3 separate regions of the Mus musculus genome follow, and all the other regions are linked to region 3. The links are chromatin loops, found by intact Hi-C in ENCODE. Cell type or tissue: heart. All regions are shown on one strand. Region 1 holds the start of Vhl (von Hippel-Lindau tumor suppressor). Region 2 holds the start of Brk1 (BRICK1, SCAR/WAVE actin-nucleating complex subunit). Region 3 holds the start of Emc3 (ER membrane protein complex subunit 3).

Region 1 (8,000 bases), 92 kb after region 3:
AGGACCACTTCTAAAGCTGTGTTATTTACCTGTACTCTGCAGTTGGCTTAATAGTGGCTCCTGCCATGAATAGGGACTGTACCACAAGATAATAAGGCAAAACGATGGTCTTTGCAAGCACTCGGTGGATTATACCTGAATGCTCAGTGTTTATCTTACAGATAATAGGATGTTTATGTGTTGGTGGTAATGCCAAGTCGGTTAGAGCCACGTTGCTATATCATAAGGTCCTGGTTGCAAAGAGCAGTTGGTAACATTGGTTGTAGGAAACTAAGGAATCTGGCCTCTTACACTGGCAATTTCCTCATCCCATGTGGTGCTTTGAGGTGTCCGGGTGCTTCTCCAGGTAACCTCCTTACTGTGTGTAGGAAGTTTAAGATCTTTTTTTTTTTTTTGAGACAGGGTCACAGTGTAGTTCTGGCTGGCCTGGAGCATGCTATGTAGAGCAGGCTGACCTCAAACTTTGGTCTACCTACCTCTACCTCCTAAGTGCTAGGATTAAAGGCAAGCACCACTCTGCCCCAGTCTGGATTGAGTTAATTAAAAGATATAATGCCTTTCCTCAGTAAACCAGAGTGCTTCGTAAAGAAAGACAGTGCTGAGGCTCAGGAGATGAGAGGTTGAGAGCACTGACTGCTCTTCCGAAGGTCCTGAGTTCAGTTCCCAGCAACCACATGGTGGCTCACAACCATCTGTAATGGGATCCGATGCCCTTTTCTGGTGTGTCTGAAGGCAACTAAAGTGTACTCATGTACATTAAATAAATATTTTTTTTTAAAAAAGACAACGCTGCCCTTTCCTGTTTTCTAACGTGAGACATGAGGAAAACTTAAAAGTTGTGGGGGTCCCTTTAAGAGTCACGGCAGGCAGGAACATGAGAGGCAAGGATGTAAGCTCAGTTCAGCCCAACTTTATCAGCGCTAGTTGAAATTCTAGAGAGTCTGATACCATATTTAAACGTTTAAACACAGTATAGTTTTGGGGAAAGCTTCCTGATGTGATACAATCTCTGGTGCACAAACACATGTGACCATGAAGATAGGTTTTATAGATTAAGGGCCTAAGATCTGATGGCATAGAGGTCAGCAGACTCTAAAGTACATGTAACATCTAGATGGGCTCTATTAATAACGAAAGCTAAAGGTCTAGGGAAGAAAAGGCTGGGATAAACATTATGGGGAATTTGGGTGAGGTCTTGCTTTACAGATTGCAAAGGTCACTAGCTCATTAACACCTCCTCCCAGCTCTGGGTGGAAAGCAGATTCTTCTTCCTTTGCGGAGACACCCATGCATGATTAACACTCCTGGGTGCTCCAAAGTTTATCTGTTAGCATGAGGACCACATGCCCTCTAAAGTGTGTGTGTGTGTGTGTGTGTGTGTGTGTGTGTGTGTGTGTGTGTGTGTGTGTGTAGACATGTGTATGCCGTAGTGCATTTGTGCGTTTGTGGAGGTCAGAAGGCAAGTTTCCAGAGTCCAGTGAGTCGCAGGGATCAAACTCAGGGCAAGCTTTATGGGAGGCATCTCAACCTACTGAGCCATCTGGCTGGTCCTCCACATTTTAAAAAAGATGTGTGTGTGTGTGTGTGTGTGTAAGTGCACATGTGTGTGCAAATATGCATGTGCCTGCAGAGACCAGAAGAGTGCCAGATCCCCTGGAGCTGAAGTTCCAGGCAGTTGTGAGTCACCTGGTGTTTTAGGAACCATCTCTTCTCTGATAGAGCAGTTTTAAGTAATGTTAACTGCTGAGCTCCCTCTAGTCCTTATTTTTATTCTTTAGGTTTTTTTAAATTTTACTTACTGTCTTTATGTATGTATGTGTATGTATGTACTATCAGGTATGTGTGTGCGCAAACTGCATGCCTGGTACCCACGAAAGTGTCCGATCCCCTGGGACTGGGGTCCCATATGGTTGTGAGCTGCCAATCAAACCAGAGTCGTCTGCAAGAGCAGCCAGTGCTCCTAACCAAGGAGCCAACTCTCCACCGTATTTTTATTTTTAAATCATGTATGTATGTTTGTTTGTGTATGGGGGCGGGGGGGGGCTTGCACATGTCTGTGGAGGTCAGAAGAGGGCATTGAACTCCCTAGACCTGGAGTGACAGGCAGTTGTGGGCCACCTGATGTGGATGCTGGGGACTGAACTCAGGTCCTCAGAGCAGCACACTCTTTAACTACTAAGCCATTTCTTTAGTCCATAAAACTGTATCTTCAACTGCTCCAAAAGCATGACATAAACTTCTACTGTTCAGGGTGATTTATTCGCCAGACTTGATAAAGGAGCCTAAATGGAATTCAGACACCCTGCTTGATTTTTTTCCTGGCTCATCTAGTCACCTTTCACATTCTTTGTTACAACCAAATAACACTGCTCCTCCGAGTTGTCCTGTGTCCTTCCACACTAGCCTTTCAGCATTCTGAAGGCAGAGACTGGTTCTATCACATGGCCCATTCAGTAGACATGTGCTAAACATAATATTAGACAAAATACTAAATTTGGTCTAGGCACAGAGGTAGGTGGCTCGCGTGTCATACATAAAGCTCTGGATTTCTCAACACTGAAAATAAAGAACCTACCTGAAAAATGGGGAACTAAAAATTCAAGAGAATTTAGAAGCCCTGGAGAGCTGACTCAGTGGTTAAGAGCACTGGTTGCTCTCACAGAGGACCTGGGTTCAATTCCCAGTTCCCACAACAGGCAGCTCACAGCGACTTCTGACTCCAGCTCCAGGAAATCCAATCCTCCCTGTGTTCATCAGCCCCTGGATGAGCTCACACATGCACACCCGTACATTTTTAATTTTTTGTTTATTTATTTACTTTGGTTTTTTGGGTTTTTGAGACAAGGTTTCTCTGTCTGTCCTGGAACTCACTTTGTAGACCAGGCTGGCCTCGAACTCAGAAATCCTCCTGCCTCTGCCTCCCAAGTGCTGGGATTAAAGGCGTGCGCCACCACTGCCCGGCCCGTACATTTAAAAAAAGCTCATCTGATGAAACTTCTGCCAGAAATGTCTATGGAAAAATGGCACTGAATGTTATCTGATAGTAGTTGTATGCTAATTCTTTGAACCAGTCATGGTAGCACATATCTAGAATGCCAGTACTTGGGAGGCAGACACAGGAGTGCCACTAATTTGAGGCCAGCCTGGGCTATATATATTCAGCTGCAAGGCAATGGGAACTATGCAATAAGTCTGCGTCTAAAAAGAAAAAGACAAAATATTTTAAAATTCTATTCACAAACATAAAAAAGTTTGAAAGGAAACAAAAACTGGTAATACTGTTTTCTGGGAATGCAGATGGAAAAGGAGGGAAAGTTTTACTTTTGTACTCTGGAAGACATTTTGAAATGTGTAGTTAAAAATAGAGACAGACTCAAACTCATCAATGAGAAAAACTTTAAATAATAGCATAGGTGGGCCCGGCAGCGGTGGTACTCAGCTTTTATATCAACACTTGGGAGGCAGAGGCAGGAGATTGGAGGTCAGACTGGTCTACAGAGTGAGTTCCAAGAGAGCTGGAGCTACCCAGAGAAACCCTGTCTTGAAAAACCAAAAAGCAAAGGCAGAAGGGGAAATATGGCAAGCCCGTGGAGATCTTAAGAGAAGAAATTAAATTTAAGTACACTCAAAAAAAAAAAAATATATATATATATATGAGGCTCATGCCTGTAATTCCAGCACTCTGGAGTCAGAGGCAGGAGATCACTCTTAAGTTTGAAGCTGGTTTGGTCTGTACACGGAATTCCAGACCAGCCAGGGGGAAACAATGCTACCCAAAAAAAAAAAAAAAAAAAAATCCAACTGCCCTTGGTCCCTGTTCTCTGGAGTCTGAGGCAGGGAGATCTTTGAGTTCAGGACAAGCCGGATATACATAATGAGTTCTAGGCCTACATAGTGAGACCCTACCTCAAAGCAAGTCTTTCTGGCATGGAGATAACGGCTTTAATCCCAGTACTCTGGAAGCAGAGGCAGGCAGATCTCCGAGAGTTCGAGGCCAGACTGATCTAGGGTGTGAGTTCCAGGACAGCCAGGATTACACGAAGAAACTCTATCTTGGGGGAAAAAAAAAAAAGAAGGAAAAAGAAAAGGAAAGGAAACAAACAGAAACCCAACTGTAGGAGGTGGAATTTATAACCCGGGGCTCCGCCGCGGCCCCGCCCCGCCGCCCCGCCGCCCCGCCCACTGCTGCGGCCCCGCCCACCGCCGCGGCCCCTGGCTCCGTGCCGCCCCGCCCCCCAGTTTGAGGGCTCCCGGCGGCCATTTCCGCCTTCAAGTTGCCCGGAGCGCGTCTGGGACCGGCAGACCTGTCCCGGAGCGCGTAGATCCGCACGCACGCACGCGCCGCCCACGTCCAGCTTGCGAATCCGAGGGACCCGTTCCAATAATGCCCCGGAAGGCAGCCAGTCCAGAGGAGGCGGCGGGGGAGCCCGGTCCTGAGGAGATGGAGGCTGGGCGGCCGCGGCCGGTGCTGCGCTCGGTGAACTCGCGCGAGCCCTCTCAGGTCATCTTCTGCAACCGCAGCCCGCGCGTCGTGCTGCCTTTGTGGCTCAACTTCGACGGCGAGCCTCAGCCCTACCCGATCTTACCACCGGGCACCGGCCGCCGCATCCACAGCTACCGAGGTACGAGCCGCGCGCTAGGCCGCTGCTGCTGTAACAGGCGGGGCGCTTTCTCTCCGACCCCGAGCATCTTGTCCCTACCCACTGCATCTACCCCGAGAAAATGCCCGGCCCCTACCAGTGATTTCGGATGCAGTGTTAACCCAGTTCCCGGTCAGGTTCGGCATGCGAACCTGCCTTGGTGATGACAACTTGGAGGGTTACAGACAAAAAAAATGTATGAACAGACAAGAACCAGCCTGTGTCATAATTGCTGCGCTAGGCACCGAGCTTAGAGGTTTGCGAAAGCATGGGCAGAGTGTGGGTGCGTCCAGGTGAAGAAAGAGCACGCAGCTTAGGAGAACCGGAGTAGGATAAGTCAGCTGAGGGAGTTAACAGTTGTAGTTGGGGGATCACCTTTACCGATTGGCGTCTTGGCCGAAAACAAGTGAGTATGGGATAACGGGTTGAACTCTCGATCTTTCTGCCTTCGCCACTGATTTCAGGTTTGTACCAAGCCTGACCACGTAAGCTTATTAACTGTGACAAGCATCAGTGGAAGTCAGTCAGTTCTATCAGTGTCATGACTGGATGGCTATGAAAAACAAGTGAAGCCGCTCTCAGGTGTACAATCCCCAGGACTCAGAAAACCGAGGCAAGATGACTGCACCAGGCTTTTTTGGTTTGCCGCCAAACAGTGAGAGAAAAAGTTCAAAAGTTGATTTTAGCCGTAGTGAATTGGGGCTGTTTGACATTGCCTTATTTATGTATTGAAAAAAAATGTACCCAGATCTGTGTGTGGTAGCCCAGGACTCAGGAGGCCAAGACAGAAGGATTTCACTGAGTGCAAGTCCAGCCTTGGCTAAGCCCCAAGATTGTGTCTGAAGCAACCAGCCAGACAGCTGAGTGATGTGGGAATTTTGTAGATCAGGCTGGCCTCTCACTGAAATCCAACTTCCTTCTGCCCCCTGAGTACTGGGATTAAAGCAAAGGCCTTTGTCACCAAGGCCGGTTTATACTGCTCTTTCAGGGTTAGCTTCTCAGTACCCAGGTCAGGCAGCTCACAAGTTTCCATTACTCCAGCTCCAGGGATCCGAGGTCCCTGCTCTTACTTGGGAAAAGAAACCCTAACCTTGGCAGTTTGAATAAGAGTGACTCCTATAGGCTAATATATCTGAATGCTTAGGGTGTAGTCCTAAGGATTAGTTTGAAAGTGGTGAAGGATGAGTAGGTGTGGCCTGGTTGGAGGAAGTGTGCCACTAGGGATGGGCTTTGAGGTTTCAGAAGCCTAAACCAAACTCACAATCTCACTGGCTACACCTTTGGATCTGGATGTAGAGAATCCTTAGTTACTTCTCCAGCCCCAAGTCTGCCTGGGTACCACCATGCTTCCCATCATGCTGATGATGGATGGATTAAAACCCCTGAAACGCTCAGTAAGCCTCAGTTAGATGCTTTCTTTTATTAGAGTTGCCATGGTTTTGGTGTCTCTCAGCAGCAGCAGCATTGACATAAGACAAACAAACCAACTGTGGCAGTCCTCTTGCCTCAGCCTCCTACAACAGACTTCCGTATTTTCATAACCATCCCGGGAAGATCTTGGTAGAACTTTTCTCCTGATGGTGGTACATTTAATGAACTCATGTGACCAGTCAGGTCACAAACTTGTAGTGACTTGGGGAACAGGTGGAGGCAGGATGATCAGGAGTTCAAGCCAGTCTGGACAGCATGCTACCTGGACGTAATGAAAACAGTAGGATGGAATAAACTGATGCTTCTCAAGTTGTCTTTTTGATACAGAGAGGAGAAAAGAGCTTCTCACATCTGGAGATGTAGCATTTGTCTCTCAGTGCTAGCGATGGTTCTCCCTCTGTGTACCTGTGCTTTGCCTGAGGGTCAATCTGTATCCTGGGTATGGAGGCCAAGCAAGAGGCTCTGTCTGACCCCTGGAAACTAGTTACAAATGTTTGTTAGATGTCACATGGGTGCTGGGAACCAAACCTGGGTCCTCTTCAAGAGCAACAAATGCTCTTAACCACTGAGCTATCATCTCTTTAGCCCCTGCCCGTTTGTATGTTTATTTGAAAAGGGGCTTAGCATGTAGCAGTCTGTCCTTTTGTTTTGTTTTGTTTTGTTTTTTTAGAGACAGGGTTTCTCTGTGCAGTCCTGACTGTCCTGTCACTCACTCTGTAGAACAGGCTGACTTTAAACAGATCCTCTGTCTCTCAAGTGCTGGGATTAAAGGCATCCTCCACCAGGCTGCAGTCTGCCTTTTATACCAAACTTTTAGTGTTTGATGAGAAAGAACTAAACAGGAATCAAAATTTCTATAGTTTCTTATTTTACATAGAAATTTGGGTTAATTTTGTATTCTCCAAGATTTGTCTGTGCCTGATTTTCTTTTCCCCCCTGAGACAGGGTTTCTCTGTGTAGCCCTGGCTGTCCTGGAACTCACTTTGTAGACCAGGCTGGCCTCGAACTCAGAAATCCACCTGCCTCTGCCTCCCAAATGCTGGGATTAAAGGTGTGCACCACCACAGCCCGGTGTATGCCTGATTTAAAAAAAAAAATTGGGGCGTGGGCAGGGGTAGGGAGATGGCACCTTCTGGGGATTGAATTTAGGACCTCACTCATGCCAGGCAAGCACTCTGTCACTGTTCAGTGTCCAGTAGTGGGCCCTATCTTATACAAAAAGAATTAAAGCAGGCATGATGACGAATTCCTGTCTGTAACTCCAGTGCTAATGAGGCCGAGGCAGTACAATTACCAGTTTGACACCAGCCTAAGCTACATAATGAGATCCTGTCCCAAAAAAAGTTTGTGCCGGGCGTGGTGGCACACGCCTTTAATCCCAGCATTTGGGAGGCAGAGGCAGGCGGATTTCTGAGTTCGAGGACAGCCTGGTCTACAAAGTGTGTTCCAGGACAGCCAGGGCTACACAGAGAAACCCTGACTCGAAAAAACAAAACAGAAAAAACCAAAACAACAACAACAAAAAAAGTTTGTATCAGTTTTGAGCTGGACTCTACTGGCAGGCAGGAGGCCTGGTTTTAGTCCCCAGCATAACAAACACCCAGTGAGTCTTCAAGTAAATTTGTGTCTCATGAAAGATTGCCATATTTTGAGGTATGTACTCTGAAACAGACTTACCTCTGAGGTTTGCCGCCTTTTCTTAGCACTGTCCCATTTTTAAAAACGAAGGAATAATCTATACTTAAAGATGCAGAGATTAATCTATACTTAAATAAAATTAAATACTTAAAGAAATAATCAATACTTAAAGATGCAGATCTGCTTTGAGAATTTTGGGCAGTTGCAGCAACACGTAGTGAAGTTAGACATGAGAACTTTACTGTCACCCTACAAGAATCCCCTTCCCTCTAAGAGTCAAGCTCTCGTCCA
Region 2 (8,000 bases), 74 kb after region 3:
AAACCCTGACCATGAGGAGGTAATGTTTGCTGAGACTGAGAACTGAAGGATTGGGGTAAGGCAGAGATCTGGGTTTAGAAGACCTACAGAGCCTTCAGGTGTCTGTCCAGTGCCCACTGTGTATACATGTATATTCATTACAGAAGGAGTAAACAAAAAAGAATTTGGAGGGGAATCAGAAACCAGAAAGAGTAGAAAAGTATGACATTTGGAAGACAGGTGAGTGCTTTTGAACTTATAACTTTTCTTGGTCTGTTATTTTCCTCCTGATTAAGAGATGGCTGCTATTTAAAAGGCAAATGAAACTGTAGTCACTGCACATCATTTCAAATATGGAAGTCCCCAAAGCCAAGGTCAGATGATTAGAATTATTGGATAAAGAGTTATTTGTGAGCCGGGCGTTGGTGGCACACGCCTTTAATCCCAGCACTCGGGAGGCAGAGACAGGCGGATTTCTGAGTTCGAGGCCAGTCTGGTCTACAGAGTGAGTTCCAGGACAGCCAGGGCTACATAGAGAAACCCTGTCTCAAAAAACCCAAAAAAAAAAAAAAAAAAAAAAAGAGAGAGAGAGAGTTATTTGTGGGCTGGAGAGATGACTCAGCTGTTAAGAGCACTAACTGCTCTTCCAGAGGTCCTGAGTTCAATTCTCAGCAACCACATGGTGGCTCACAACCATCTGTAATGGGATCTGATGCCCTCTTCTGGTGTGTCTGGAGACAGCTATAATTTTACTCAAATACATAAAATAAATAATTTTTTTTTAAGATTTAACTCAGGAAACTCAGGACCTCCAGAAGAGCAGTCAGTGCTCTTACCTGCTGAACCATCTCGCCAGCACCCCCCCCCTTTTTTTTTAAAGAGGTATTCGTACTGTTGTGACAATCTGTCCACAGTCCTCTGTGCAATCTGCCCAGATCTGGGAGACATGTTTTGGGAGGCATGATTTGCTATTAGCACCACTGGGATCCAGCAGAGCCAGAATCTCCTTACATTACCCAATTGCAGGGGAATACCTGAGCCAGCCTTCCTAGGAAGAAACACACACACACACACACACACACACACACACACACACACACACACACACACACTGTACAACAAAACACTAGCCCTGGTCCCAGAAAATGGCAAGAGCATGTGTAGGGAGAAAGAAGTCACACAGGGAACAAAAGCAGAAAGGCTGGGCTGGGCTGGGCTGGGTTCAGGCTTTTGGAACCTCTGGTTCTGGAAAACCAACTCCAGGAGCTGACATTCTGTTCTCAAGGTGCTACCCCCAAAGAGATGCATAAGTTAAAAATGTAAAAATTTTATACCTTGGTACTGAGTGGTTGTGGGGCATGCCTTTAATCTCAGCACTCTAGAAGCAGAGGCAGGTAGATCTCTGAGTTGGAGGCCAGCCTGACCTACAAAGATAAAGTGCCACGGTGTTTTAGGTTTCCGTTGCTGTGAAGAGGCACCATGACCAAGGCAACTCTTACAAAGGCAAACATTTAATCAGGGCTGTCTTACGATTTCAAAGGTTCAGCCCATTATCATCACGGTGGTAAAGCACGGTATCCAGCAGGCCAAGTTGGTGTTGGATGAGCCAAGAGTTCTATATCTTGATCTGAAGGCAGCCAGGAGGAGGCTCTGATTCCACACTGGGTAGACTTGGAACACTATGAAACCTCAAAGCCCACGCCCACAGTGACACACCCACTCCAACAAGGCCACACCTTCTAACAGAGCCTCTCCCCCATGGGCCTAGCATTCAAACTTTTATTCAGGCCAGACCTATTCAAACCACCACACATGGACTGACTAGACCATTGTTTGGACAAGCCTTCTTCTGCCTTAGTCTCTTGAGTGCTGAAATTATAAGCATGTACGACTACGTTCCTTTAACGATTTTTTTTTAATGAAACGATTAGGTAAAAAGGTTGGAGATTATTTTTGCAGTTCTTGATAGAAATGGAATGAGTTTACACTGTGACTTACCATTTTGCTTCAGCCGGTCCATCATTGGGTATTAGCATTAAAAATGTATTTGGCAGCTTGGCGTGGTGGCGCATGCCAGCACTCGGGAGGCAGAGACAGGCGGATATCTGAGTTCGAGGCCAGCCTGGTCTACAAAGTGAGTTCTAGGACAGCCAGGGCTACACAGACAAACCCTGATTTGGAAAAAGAAAGAAAGAAAGAAAGAAAGAAAGAAAGAAAGAAAGAAAGAAAGAAAGAAAGAAAGAAAGAAAGAAAGAAAGAAAGAAAGAAAGAGAGAAAGAAAGAGAGAGAGAAAGAGAGAGAGAAAGAGAGAGAGAGAGAGAGAAAGAGAGAGAAAGAGAGAGAAAGAGAGAGAAAGAGAGAGAAAGAGAGAGAAAGAGAGAGAAAGAGAGAGAAAGAGAGAGAAAGAGAGAGAAAGAGAGAGAAAGAGAGAGAAAGAGAGAGAAAGAGAGAGAAAGAGAGAGAAAGAGAGAGAAAGAGAGAGAAAGAGAGAGAAAGAGAGAAAGAGAGAGAAAGAGAGAGAAAGAGAGAGAGAAAGAGAGAGAAAGAGAGAGAAAGAGAGAAAGAGAGAGAAAGAGAGAGAAAGAGAGAGAAAGAGAGAGAAAGAGAGAGAAAGAGAGAGAAAGAGAGAGAAAGAGAGAGAAAGAGAGAGAAAGAGAGAGAAGAGAAAGAAAGAAAGAAAAGTATTTTGCTCATTTGGTAAATATGGAGATTCAGAGTTGGTGGGACACCTCGAACAATAAAGACACTGAAGCTGATGATCTGAGTGTTCAGTCCCACAAGATGGAAGGTGAGGAACCCACTCCTGCAAGTTGTCCTGTAACTTCCGCCCGCGTGTTGTGCCACGTAAGCGCTCACATATAATACGAATAAAATAATTTTAACCTGGCGGTGGTGGCCACATTTTTAATCTCAGCACTCCGGAGGGAAAGGCAGGCTGATCTCTGTGAGTTCGAGGCCAGCCTGGTCTACAGAGGGAGTACAAGGACAGCCAAGACTACACAGAGAGACCCTGTCTCGAAAAACAACAACAACAACAAATTTTAAAAGAAAACGAGAATGAACAGAGTTGTGACCCAAGCATGACAAGCATTCTGAATAAACGGGATTCGTGGACTGTGCCCATCACAGCTAACAAGGTGCAAGAGAGCTTGGAGCAACCCTTAGGCGGAGGTGGGAATGTGTGGGCGCCCCCTAACGACAAGATCCGCTAGTGGTCAGCGGGTGCTTGTAACCGGGGACAGGGTAGCTCTTAGTCTTCACATCGCGAGTGGAGGAATCTTGTTTACCCCAGCGTGGGAGCCAAGCTAGAGCGCAGGGATTAGAGTGCGCACGCGCGTCGCTCTGCCAGCCCTTTCTGGGGCTCGAACACTCGGGTACTGGCTGGCGGCGCAGGCGCGCTGGAGGCCTGTAGAGGTCGCGGCGCCTGCGCAGTCACTCTTCCTCAGGCGGCCGCCATGGCGGGACAAGAGGATCCGGTGCAGCGGGAGATTCACCAGGACTGGGCGAACCGGGAGTACATTGAGATCATCACCAGCAGCATCAAGAAAATCTCAGACTTTCTCAACTCTTTCGGTCAGCGGGCGAGCAGGGGAGGCTGGGAGGAGGGAGGCCTGGGAGGCGGCCGGCGGCGGGGAGGAGAGGCGCGCCGCCCTGGCTACTCGCTTCCTCTTTGGCTGCCCGCCGGCCCCAGTGCCCTCACCCCGAGCCTCACTGGGCCGTTTCCGAGGGTCTACCCTGCCCGTTGCCATGCCCCACTTGCGCTCGTCAGCACGCCCACTGTCCAGCCTCTTAGGCCCATCCATCATCCGCCCCGGTTTGCGCCGCGCTTCCGTGCCAGTCTTCACTTGGCAGGCAGTGCGCAGCCGTGTCACGGTCACGGTCGCGCTTACTGTTGAGAGACTCCTGCTCGTTGTCCATCTCCTTCAGGAAGAAGTCCGAACCCCTTTGATGTCATGCCTTCTATTGCTCCCGTTTAACCACTCCCGGCAGGTTCATTCATCCCCGGCTCGATTTGGTGCTAGTGCTGAGGGTTGTAAGGGATGGGGCCCGCTCGGGCCTTGGGAATGGCTTTTCTAGCCCTGTATCTGCTTCATGGTAGGTGCTCTGGATGCTTCTGTCTGGCTCCTCGGATTTTACAGGGCAGATGGTTTCAGCAGAGTCCACTTTTCCAAAAAACTATTCCTAGGTGTGGCCGGCTAGTGACAGTCTTGATTTCTTTCTGCGTGCGTTCCTAGCCTTCTGGACTGAAAACCTGTTACAGACTTCTTATGGTCTCCGGAAGGGTTCTTTCAGGGACCTTCTTACACAATACAAGACGTGCAGATGGCATCCAGTGATCTTTTTCACTAGAGTGCTTTGGTTCTACTAATTAGCAACTTTCAGCATCTTGGGGAGAAAGTGCTGTATTTTGAAAAAAATTAAAGTGAATCGTATATTTTCTAGCTAAAGACCCGATGAGTCCTAAGTAGTATGATAGAAGGTAACCGAACAGTAGCTTCAATTACGGGGTGTAGTTCAGGGATTGGGCTCCTGAGTGGTAAGCACAAGACCCCGGCATCCCCCACTTCTTAGAGTTTTCTTTCTCTCTCTCCTTTTTTTTCCTCCTTTTTTTGTGTTTTGTTTTGTTTTTTGGTTGGTTGGGGGTTTTTTGTTTTGTTTTGTTTTTGTTTTTTGAGAAAAGAGAACAAAAAGGAAATTGGAAATGCATCATTAAGGGGCAGGGGATGCCTAGTCTGTAGAGTATTGGCCTAGCACCCACACACCATGCCTTTAATAGCAGCACTCAGGATGCAGAGGCAGGAGGACCAGGAGGAACTCCCAAGTCATCTGCTTCATAGAGAGTTTTGAGTCCAGCCTGGTAGAGCAAAGCAAACATCAGCAGGCGTAATTGGTTCTTACACAGGTCTGCTGGCAGTGAGGAACATGGTAACCCTTCCCTGTTATATGTGGTGGCTCATACCTGTACTCTTAGCACTGGAGAGACAAGGGCTGGAAGAGTGCTATGCATTTGAGGCCAGCCTGGTCCTCAGAACAGCCACAGAAATGAGCCATTTTCTAGGGCTCGAGAGATTGCTCAGCTGTTAAAAGCAGTTCCAAAGAACCCAGGTACAAATCCCAGGACCCACGTTGCAGTTCACAGTGGTCCATAGCTCTAGTCCCAGGGGATATGACACACACACATAAAGGGAGACTATCAGTGTAAATAATAATACTAATCCATTTTCTGTATGTAGAGTTCTTTCAGGCTGTTGAGATGGCTTGGCAGGTAAAGGCCACCAACCTGAATACAATCCTCAGGGTCCACAAGGTGAAAGGAGAGAACCAGCTGTCACAAGTTGTCTTCTGGCCCCACATAGTGCATGCCCACACCCACCTTCAAATACAATAAATAAGAGATCTTAATCTGTCCATCCATGCTCCATGTCCCCTACTCCATTTTGCATTTTGGTTTTGAGTCTTGTAAATTGGTACAACTCATGGTTCTCCTTCCTCAACTATTTTTTCCCTCCCCCTCCTGAGATTATTACTGTCTGTCGCTCTGTGCTGGCCTGCAGCTCTACAGATCAGGATGTCCTCTAGTTTGTGATGGCCCTTTGGCTCTGCTTCCCAAGTGCTGGATTAGAAGTGTCCTTACGCACCCTCACGAATTCTCTCTCTCCCCCACCCTTCTCTCTCTGCCGCCACCTTCCTTGCCCCCCCCCCCAATAAACCTCTTACACGTGGGGAAAAAGAAGTATGCTCACAAAGTGTGTAGGATTCTGTATAATCTTACATGGATTTTCTTAACAGGGAGCGGAGGTTAAAGATACCAACTAATGAGAGGCCAGCATAAATGTATATGTCAGTGGTACAGCTTCACGCCCGTAAGTTTCTGTGGAGGTTATAGTAGAGAACTGTAGTCAGTAAAGAGTTCATGTGTCCCCAGAAGAATTAGATTTAAGGAGTATTAAAGGAATGTGATTCAATGACAAAGGCAGGTATGTTCGCAGGTAGACCTGATGGCTTTAGATGGCTTTTTACTGAATTAAAGCATTTTCCAGAACTGATCATTTGTCTTGCTACTCATAGTCAAGTTTTCCTGCCGAGGGTTTTGGTTTTGGCTCAGAATCTTTTGAGCACTCCAACAATTGTGCTTATTGAGTGTGTACCTTTTGTGTAAACTATTTCAGTGTTGGTTCACATAGTTTTCTCCTACTTTGCCAGAGAACTGAAATATTTCACTTTTTTTTCTTTTTTTTAAACTCTTGTAAAAAATGTTTTTAAAGATTTATTTATTTTATGTATATGAGTACACTGTAGCTGTACAGATGGTTGTGAGCCATCATGTGATTGTTGGAAATTGAATTTTAGGACCTCTGCTCGCTCCAGTCAACCCCTCTCCAGCCCAAAGATTTATTTATTATTATAAATAAGTACACTGTAGCTTCAGACACCCAAGAAGAGGGCGTCAGATTTCATTACAGATGGTTGTGAGCCACCATGTGGTTGTTGGGATTTGAACTCAGGACCTTTGGAAGAGCAGTCAGTGCTCTTACCCGCTGAACCATTTCACTATCCCCCACTCTTTTTTCTTTAAACAACATTCTTTACTGAAAAACATCCCCTCCAGTAAGAATGGAACAGAAGAAATTAAACAAGCTTATGTGGTGGTTTATACCTGTGAACCTACCTTGCTGAGGCAAGAGACTTGCCATGAGTTCAGGCCAGTCTAGCTAAAGAATAAGACCCTGGCTCAGAAAAAAACCAAAAACCTAAGTGTCTGTGCTGGGTGGGGCCAGGATAGACTGAATAGATCCTAGGTCTGAGACTTTGGCCTAGGTGGGAGAGCAGTGGGAAGAAGCTGGAGACATCACTCTCAAAGAATGTTCTAGCAAGCAAAATTACCAGACTTCATTTGTCTGGTAGCCGCTAATATCAGAGATGGCATTTCAGTCGGCAAAGCACCAAAAATCCCGTTAATGTAACATCTCACTGTTCCAAATCTGGGTCTTAGTGACAGCAACTTCATTCTGACTGAACTGCATCAGGAAGCTGTTCCCTCAGACGTTGCCTAACTGCCTTGAGAACAATCAAAATCTGAAGAGTTCTAGGTTTGTTTCTGTTTTTTGAGGCCAGGACTTGCTATATAGGTTTGGCTGACCAGGAACTCATAATGTGTACACCAGGGTTGCCTTAAACTGAGGAACACATCAGGTTGGTTTGTTGATAAATCCTACTCAATCTGTACTACCAACCTGTACTAATAAACACCATTTTGGTTTTGAGTTGTGGTTTCTCTGCCACAAGTTGGCTGCTAACTCCTGGCCAGGCTCAAGTCCTGCGTCATCTATGTCACAGACTATAGGCCTTTGTCTTTATACAGGCCTGGCTACATTAAACTTTAGTCCACATATATTTTACCTTTGATATGTACAGCCTAGAAAGTATGTCTTATTACTGACAAAATTTGTCAGACAGGGTCTCAACTAATTTTCCAGGATGATGGAGAGCTTTGAATCTTCCTTAGAGGGCTACATAATAGGTATTATCACACCTATTTCATAATTCTAAATCTCTTAGGAGTACTGTTTATTTTCTCCTCTTCCTCATCTTTCTATCCTCACTCCTCTTTCTTCTCTCCTTCCTTCATCCTGTCCTCTTTTGTGTGTGTGTTTTTTGACATAGGGTGCCATGGTGTGGCCAGGCTGGTGATCGCACATGGCCTCGACCTTGCCCTCCTCCATCAGCTCTGCTGACTAGGTTGCAGACGTGCACGTGACCCTGCTTAGTTTATTACCTTCTTGTTTGTTTTTGTTCTGGGGGTGAGGTTTGAGACAAGGTCTCCATATCTGTTAGTAAGCTTTCCCGTTCCTTGGATAATTACATAATTGCTGAGGGACCGTCATCTGAAAGCTGCTGTTAGGGTTTTGGGAGGTGGAGGTTGAGACAAGGTTTTGCTGTGAGACCTTTTGATACAAGGCTGGCTTTGGACGGCGTCGAGCTTGCTATGTAGGCTGGTCTGGCCCTCCGCCTCCTGAGTT
Region 3 (8,000 bases):
TGGAGAGATTACGACTAGAGATGTTCCCCATAGCATGACTCTCCACAGGGATAGTACCACCCTCTAGAGGCCTTATGGAAATCTGGGCAACTTTTTGTTTCTTTTGAGAAGGTGTTTCACTGAGCCCAGGCTGGCCATGACGTCTCAATTCTCCTGCCTCATCCTTCCATGTGCTGGGATTATAGTTGTGTACCATTATCCCTGGCTATTTCAAGGGAAAGGGTTGGTGTGAGACAATGTCTTACACTATAGCCCTTACCCTATCTGATCTCAAACCCATGGTGATCCTACGTAAGCTTCCCCTGCTCTAGGAGTCTAGGTGTAAGCTACCCTGTTTGACATATCTGGAACTTTTTTGATTGTCGTAATGACAGTGTGGAGGAGAAATGCCATATAACTGTCACTTGTCATGGATTTAGAGATGTTATGATATCCTCAATGCTAGGTAGTTATGTAACAAGGAATGGTCCTATGTCCTACACTACTTCTGTATACCTCACTCAACTATTCTAGTTATCTAAGGTGCAAACCTAACTCCAGTGTGGAAGGAGCACAGGCTTTCTAGCTACTAAGTTTATAAACAGGTTCTGGGTAGACTTAGTATACCATTTATAGACAGTACTGCCTCTGTGACATCATCTGCTTTAGCCCACAATTGATCTGTCCTAGTTGTGATTTTATAGCTAGATGTATGCATATGACATCTTGTAAGATAGCTGTGCACAAATATGCATGTATGAAATGCATACTAAAAATCTCTTTCCTTTATTTCTGATTATTACACCTCGGACACTGTGTTACCTTTTAAAAGTTCTTGAAAAACAAACCAACAAACCAACCAACCTTCTTATATATAAACTGTATAATTCATCTGTAGAATACTAAAAGAGCCGGGAGTGGTGGCGCACGCCTTTAATCCCAGCACTCGGGAGGCAGAGGCAGGTGGATTTCTGAGTTCAAGGCCAGCCTGGTCTACAGAGTGAGTTCCAGGACAGCCAAGGCTACACAGAGAAACCCTGTCTCAAAAAAAACAAAAAACCAAAAAAAAACAAACAACAACAAAAAAAAGAATACTAAAAGAGCTGAGGGTCTGATGTCATTTAGAATCATCACTCTAAAACTGTGAGGTGAACCAGGGCAGAAAACTGCATCACATAGTTACACTCAATCTGTACAAATGCAATGCTCTATTACCCTGATGACTTTGGAAAGGCTGTTTGATTTCTCTGATTTTCCTTTTAGTTATAAAAGCGGGGTTAGGATAGCATGCTTCGTTGTGAGGATAAAATGACAATTATTTTACAGGAATCAGAAACTGTTGAATGAGGCTGGAGCAATGGCTGAGCAGTTAACCCACTTGTTGTTCTTGTAGAGGAGCCTGGTTCAGTTCCTAGCTCCCACATGGCCGCTCACAACTAGTTTTCTATAACTCCAACTCCAGTGGATCCACCCCCCTCCTCTAGCCTCCGCAGGCACGACACATACAGTACATACACAATTCATACATGCAGGCAAACGCTCAATCACAAAGAACAAAACAAAAATACATTTTTTTTTTGAGACAGGGTCTCTCTGTTATGTAGCTCTGGCTGTTCTGGAACATTCTAAAGAGACCAGGTTGCCCTGGAACTCTCACATATCTACCTGCTTCTGCTTCCTGAGTGCTGGGATGAAAGGCATGCACCACCATGCTAGCAAAAGTAGATACTTAAAAAAAAACTAAATAAAATTTAAATTACTGAGTTTTCTCCACTCCCCATCTTCTTGTAGTTTTCAAGTCTGTACTAAGCTAACTTCCTAAGGCTTGCTTCAGGGGGCTGTCTCTAGTCAGCTCTGAAACTAATGGCACACAAAATAGTCATAGTGGGCACTGTTGGGAAAAAGAAAGAACCTAGGCTTGGGAACCACGAGATTTAGCTTAAAGTCATGAATTGTCATCATCCATTACTATTACGGAACTCTGTTAAAGTCTCAGTTTCTATAAAATGAGGACAGTATCAACCACATTGAGTTGCTTTTTGGTTTTAAATAAATTAACAAATGTTAAGTCCTTATCATTGTACCTGCTTAGAATGTTTCATAAAGCTGGCTTATTATTATTATTGCTGTTGTTATTATTATTATCAGCAGCAGAATAAGGAAAGACAAAAAAAAAAAAAAAAAAAAAGACAATCGAAAATACCCAAGCTGGACATTTTGGGGGACAGACTCTCATGTGCACCAGCCTGACCTCCAGTCTATAGGTAGCTTGCTTGAGCTTCTGATCTTCCTACCTCCATCTTTGAGTCCTGGCATTACAGGCTTACACTGCCATAGCTGGCTTATGCTGGGGTAAGGAACCCAGGGCTTCAAAGCCAGCTGTCCAAGCACTGTACCCAACTGAGTTACATCACAGCCTCATTGCAGAAGAAGTGTTTTTAGGGCTGGAGAGATGGTTCAGCCATTAAGAGCACTGACTGCTCTTCCAGAGGTTCTGAGTTCAAATCCCAGCAACCACATGGTGGCTGCAACCATCTATAGTGAGATCTGATGCCCTCTTCTGGTGTGCCTGAACACAGCAACAGTGTGCTCACATACATAAAATAAATCTTTTTTTTTTTAAAGTGTTTTTAATTTAAGGTGATCTTTAAATCACCAGCAAATGGAAATCCAGTATTACTTGCCACAAAAAGAAAGTAACTTTTAAATACGATAAAATGAGGTTTTTTTTTTTTTTTTCTTCTTCTTCTTTTTTTTTGGTTTTTCGAGACAGGGTTCCTCTGTATAGCTCTGGCTGTCCTGGAACTCACTCTGTAGACCAGGCTGGCCTTGAACTCAGAAATCCACCTGCCTCTGCCTCCCAAGTGCTGGGATTAAAGGTGTGTGCCACCACGCCCGGCAAAATGAGGTTTTTGTTTTGTTTTGGTTTTTGTTTTCTGTTCTCTGCAGAAACGTTTGAAACGTTTCTCTTCATTAAAGTGATTCCTATGTGATCTGGACAAGTCAAGGAACCAGCAGCACTGTCTTCAGCTAGTCTCTGAAAATGACTAGAATAAGTGATTGAAAACTGTTACTGATTTTAATGTGAAGTGGCTGAAGTTATGTCAAAGTTCTGTCTCCCACAGAAAAGCACTGTAAGAAGGCAAGTGAGGAGAGGAGGCAGGTGGAATGGTCCATCGCAACTCCTCACACGTCTCTGTGGTAGTCTCCAAGCTTTGGAGGCACTTTATACCTTAGCATCTCAGCAGATCACTACAGTTCTTTGGTAGTGTAGATTATGAAATTCACTTGCCTGGATGTTAGCAGGACTCAAGGGAATATTGCATCTGACTCTCAGTGGGTACTCTTAATAACGGAATGGAGCAGGATAGTTCAGAGAGAACCTCACTGACGGTTGGCAACTAGCCTAACAATATTAAGAACGTTTTCTTAAACACTTAGTACATGCAAGGCCCTGGGCTAAAGGCTTTTAGGTATCATCCAATCTAACATCTACATGCCTGCTCTCTCTATTAGGTAGGTACTGAGATTATTCCCATTTTACTGACAAAAATGAAACACAGCTAACCGCCAAGGTCAACCCGTAGGGGCGCGATGAAAACTCAGTTAAAGTGATACAATCAATCCCTGCACTTTCTTGACCAAGGTCACCCGGGAGTGAGGTCAGCAGGATAGGGTGAGGGTACTGACCTGTCAGACACTTGTTCCTGGGTGAGCTTCTTGTCGCTCTGCAGTAGGATTGACACGTAGTGGCGGATCATGCCCACGAAGAAAGTGATGATAACGATGGGCAGGACCACCCAGAGGCGGATGTTGGAGTCAAGCAGCAGCTCGGGCCCCGCCATCTTCGCTGAGAGTTCGCTGCGGGTCGGGAGGAGTTGGGTTCCTCCCGGCTTTCGGCTCCGGGCCTTCACCCGCCCCTCAGTCTGGCTGGCGTGGAATCTGGGGCAGCCTAGCTTTCTCCGCGCACTGTTTCCAGCTGGGCCGCCAGGCCGTCAACTTCCGGTGCGGGCGAGTAACGTCACGCCACGGCGCGGCTTTGATGGCGTCAGAGCGCCGTTCTTCTAGCGGGAAAGTCGAAAACGAAGGGAAGCAACTGGCGGGTCCCCAGGTTAGTGGCTTTTTAGGCTTTCCTGGGAGCGAGATGGTATCTCTCCGAAGTCAGACGGCCCTGACTTGTTCTAGTGTTTCCCTCTGAAAAGTGGCTGTCAGTGATTACATATTATTGTAGGAAACGCATAATAAGAAATCTCGTATAATAAGAAATTTGAACCTGTTTTTAGTTTTTGAGGCTTTTTTTTTTTTTTTTTTGGCAAGACTTATTTAATGTATATGTATGATTTGACCTTCTGTGTTTATGTGCACCACATGCATATAGGAACCCGAAGGGGCGCAGGATTCCCTAGAACTGGAGTTACAGGCAGTTTTGAGCCGCATGTTTGAATGGGAACTGAACCTGGGTCCTCTGCAAGAGCAGTAAACGCTCTTAATCCCAGAGCTGTCTCACCAGCCCAGGAACGTTAATCCTTAATAGAAACCATTGCCCTAGTCTGGAGAGATGGTTTGGAGGTTAAGAGCACTGGCTGCTTCTCCAAAGGTCCTGAGTTCAATTCCCCTTAACCACATGGTGGCTCATAACCATGTATAATGAAATCTGATACCCTTTTCTGATGTGCAGACAGAACATTGTATACACAGAAAAATAAAGAGAGAGAGAGAGAAGCTGGGTGGTGGTGTCACTTGAGAGACAGAGGAAGTTGGATCTCTGAGTTCGATCAAGGTCAGCCAGTCCTCAGAGTGAGAGAAACCCTGTCTCAAACAAAAGAAAGCAAAACAAAAAAACAAAACCAACCAAATAAAAAACAGTAATAATAATAATAGCCCATAGTCTTGGCTTTTAGGAGGTGGAGGCAGGAGAAGTTGCCTTTGGCTATGTATGAGTTCAAGACCAAACAGCTACACAAGACCCTAGAAGTTGAAAGTAAGACAAAACCCACAGATTCTGGCCTGTCTAAGAACCAAAAATAAATGAACAAAACAAGGAGTACAGATTCTGGAACCAGACTTTTTAGAGTTAGAACCTCAGCCCTTCCCCTGATTAGGAGACTAGTAATGGTATCTTTCTTAAGTTAGCATGTGAGAAATATGTAGATTATAATTAGAGCATATAAGACAAGGTTGTTTGTTTGTTGGTTATTGAGATAGGGCCTCACTGTATATCTGAAGCTGGCCTAGAATGTAACTGGTAACTATGTAGACCAGCCAGTCCAATTTACATGGTGGAATCCTGTCTTAAAAATAAATACGTACTAGAAAAATAGCTCAGTGGTTAAGAACACTTGCTGCTCTGCAGAGAATCTCGGCTCCTTTCCCAGCACCCACATAGTGGCTCATAACTATCTGTAACTTCACTTCTGGGGGCTCTAATACTCTCTTCTGGCCTATGCAGGCATCCAGTGTGTACATGGTCCACAGTCGTATGCACAGGCAAATCATCATACACCTAAGATTTAGATATTTTAAAAATAAAAATGACTGTCCTAGCACACACAAAGCTATGATGTTGAAACGGAAAACGTGTTCAGAAAAATTGTTCCTGCTTTTCTTCACTGCTCCACCTACAGGTAGACTAACGGTCCTCATAAGCTCTCACTCAATTCCCTGGCTTCTCTTCGATTGCAGTCACACAGACGTAGTTCAATACATTAAGACCTTGTAATGCTGTACGCCTCCTGCACGCTGGAATGATGTCTGTCTTGTTTTGCAATGTTTGATGTTTGTCTTGTCTTATACCTTCAGTCCTTAGCACCACCATGACACAGTACTGAAGTAACCTGTTAGAGAGCAGCTTAGGTGATGGTCTTGAGTCTCAGAAGACGAGTTATGGGCTTTCTCCTTTAGCAACAGAGAAGTAGCCTGGTGAAAGAAGCAACTTGGCCAGTTGTAGGAGTTGAAATGTGCTCAGCATTTGGGTGGTTTGGACAGCGTTAATGTGAAGACTCAAACCCTCTGCTTGTAGAGAGAATAGTTTTTAGAATGACTCCTAGTCTCCGATTATGCTGGTTCTTTTGGTGGTGGAGGTAAGCAGTGTGTATATCACTGAGCTAAATTTCCAACTCCTGGGTGTTTTTTTAAGGAAGTAATATAAGTGGCAGAAGACGTTAGTCAAAATGATTTCCAAAAGACGTCGGCTAGATTCTGAGGATAAAGAAAACCTGACAGAAGATGCCTCCAGTAAGTATCTACCCTTTTGTTGTTATATGTGAATCACAGATGCATGAGACAGGAAAAGATGCAGAACTCTTGCTTCTCAAGTGCTGACATCTGTTATGGATTACTGGAGAGAATACAGAGATCCTAGGAGCTTAAGGATTGAGTGTCTGCCTCAAATGCCACTTAGGGCTTTTGGATACCTTCTGAACTTCACTCTCCACCTTCATAAAAATAATTACTATTAAGCTGGGTGGATGATGCAGTGGTTAAGAGTACTTGCTGCTTTCATTTCCAGCTCCCACATGGCACCCACAATCACCTGTAATTTCAGTTCCAGGGATTCAGTGTCCTCTTCTGGTCCCAGAGGACACGGTACATTCATGTGGTACATTTAGGTTCCGGCAGGCAAACAGCTATCCATACAGAATAGAAATAAATCTTTTTTTTTAAAGATTTACTTATTTTATTTATATGAGTACACTTTAGCTGTCTTCAGACACAAACCAGAAGAGGGCATTGGATCCCATTACAGATGGTTGTGAGCCACCATGTAGTTGCTGGGGATTGAACTCAGGACCTCTGGAAGAGCAGTCAGTACTCTTAACCGGTGAGCCATCTCTCTAGACCAGAAATAAATCTTTGTAAAAATTCTTATACATTATCAATATTATCTAGATCCTAGAACACAAAAATAAGAAATATTCATCCTTTTGAACAACAAGTGGTCTGGGTGTGGTGAGACACACCTTTAATCCCAGCAGAAGGAGGGGATTGCTGTGGGTTTGATGTCAGCCTGGTCTATATAGTGAGGTCCAGGATAGTCAGAACTACAAGGAGAGACCTTGTTTCAAAAACAAAAAACAGAAGAGAAAAAAATAGTAACTTGTCTCCTTTTATTCCTAAAAAAGTAACGGGTAAATAAATGGTAGTGATATAGAAAGAAAAGTAAGCCACAAGCAAAGAAATAGTGAGAACTCAGTTAACAAAGGTCCTAAGAGTTCTGAAAAGGGGGCTGCGGGATGGCTCAGCCAGGGACGTGTGAAGACTTGAGTGTCATCCCCAGGACCACTGCAAAAATGGTGAATATGAGTTCCAGTGGTGAGGAGGTGGAGTCAGCAGGACTTCTCTGGCTTGCTGGTCAGTCAGCCTAGTGTACTCTGTGAGCCCCAGTGAGAGACTTTGTTTCAGAAATCAAGGTGAGGCTGTTGCAGTTGCTAACCTGGTAACTTGCTGGGCAGGCTTGGCAGCCTGAGTTCAGGTAGGAAAGAACGAACATCCTCCACAGCTGCCCTCCGACCTCATTCTCTGCTGTAGCGTACGTGTCTACACATGTTTTAGAAACACAGAGATAGCTCAGTAAAGAATACACGTTTTTGGTTTTTTTTTTTTGTTTTTTTTGTTTTGTTTTGTTTTTTTTTGGTTTTTCGAGACAGGGTTTCTCTGTGTAGCCCTGGCTGTCCTGGAATTCACTTTGTAGACCAGGCTGGCCTCGAACTCAGAAATCCGCCTGCCTCTGCCTCCCGAGTGCTGGGATTAAAGGCGTGCGCCACCACGCCCGGCTCAAGAATACACATTTTTAAAAACAGTGAGGACCTGCGAGGCGGGGACTACTTTAGACTTAGGTGAAATGTTTCCGTGGTTATTGTGCTCAAGTGGCACATTATATACTCTCCACTGAAACCTCACTGAATGAATGTTATCTTATTCGGTGGCTGTTTTGTTTGTGGGTAAGCCACTGTTGCTGACCACCTCTGAAGACAGTTTGACTACAGAGTCAGTGGGGTTCTTCAGGAACACAGCAGATGGCC

What was found. Peaks named below come from ENCODE experiments on the same cell type or tissue, not always from the same donor. Only the 100,000 strongest peaks of a DNase experiment are listed, where the experiment ranks them.
Region 1: a loop joins it to region 3, with 2.8 times the contacts of the local background. A loop is called at or near these places in 5 of 42 quality-filtered maps.
Region 2: a loop joins it to region 3, with 2.4 times the contacts of the local background. A loop is called at or near these places in 8 of 42 quality-filtered maps.

What each region holds. Positions count from the first base shown.
Region 1 is chr6:113,619,757-113,627,756 of GRCm38, forward strand. It overlaps Vhl (von Hippel-Lindau tumor suppressor), which reads left to right and starts at 4,238. Exons shown (of 3, transcript NM_009507.4): 1 at 4,238-4,622. The coding sequence starts at 4,385. In heart, a CTCF peak has its summit at 4,519; DNase peaks (open chromatin) are centred at 4,355 and 5,455; H3K4me3 peaks cover 2,055 bases; H3K27ac peaks cover 1,362 bases.
Region 2 is chr6:113,601,345-113,609,344 of GRCm38, forward strand. Brk1 (BRICK1, SCAR/WAVE actin-nucleating complex subunit) reads left to right here and starts at 3,428. Exons shown (of 3, transcript NM_133937.1): 1 at 3,428-3,552. The coding sequence starts at 3,435. In heart, a CTCF peak has its summit at 3,212; a DNase peak (open chromatin) is centred at 3,357; H3K4me3 peaks cover 2,231 bases; H3K27ac peaks cover 1,676 bases.
Region 3 is chr6:113,527,659-113,535,658 of GRCm38, forward strand. Emc3 (ER membrane protein complex subunit 3) reads right to left here and starts at 3,980. Exons shown (of 8, transcript NM_175101.3): 1 at 3,670-3,980. The coding sequence starts at 3,824. Fancd2 (Fanconi anemia, complementation group D2) reads left to right here and starts at 4,024. Exons shown (of 44, transcript NM_001033244.3): 1 at 4,024-4,090; 2 at 6,116-6,213. The coding sequence starts at 6,150. In heart, no CTCF peak of the experiment used is centred here; a DNase peak (open chromatin) is centred at 3,993; H3K4me3 peaks cover 2,075 bases; H3K27ac peaks cover 1,584 bases.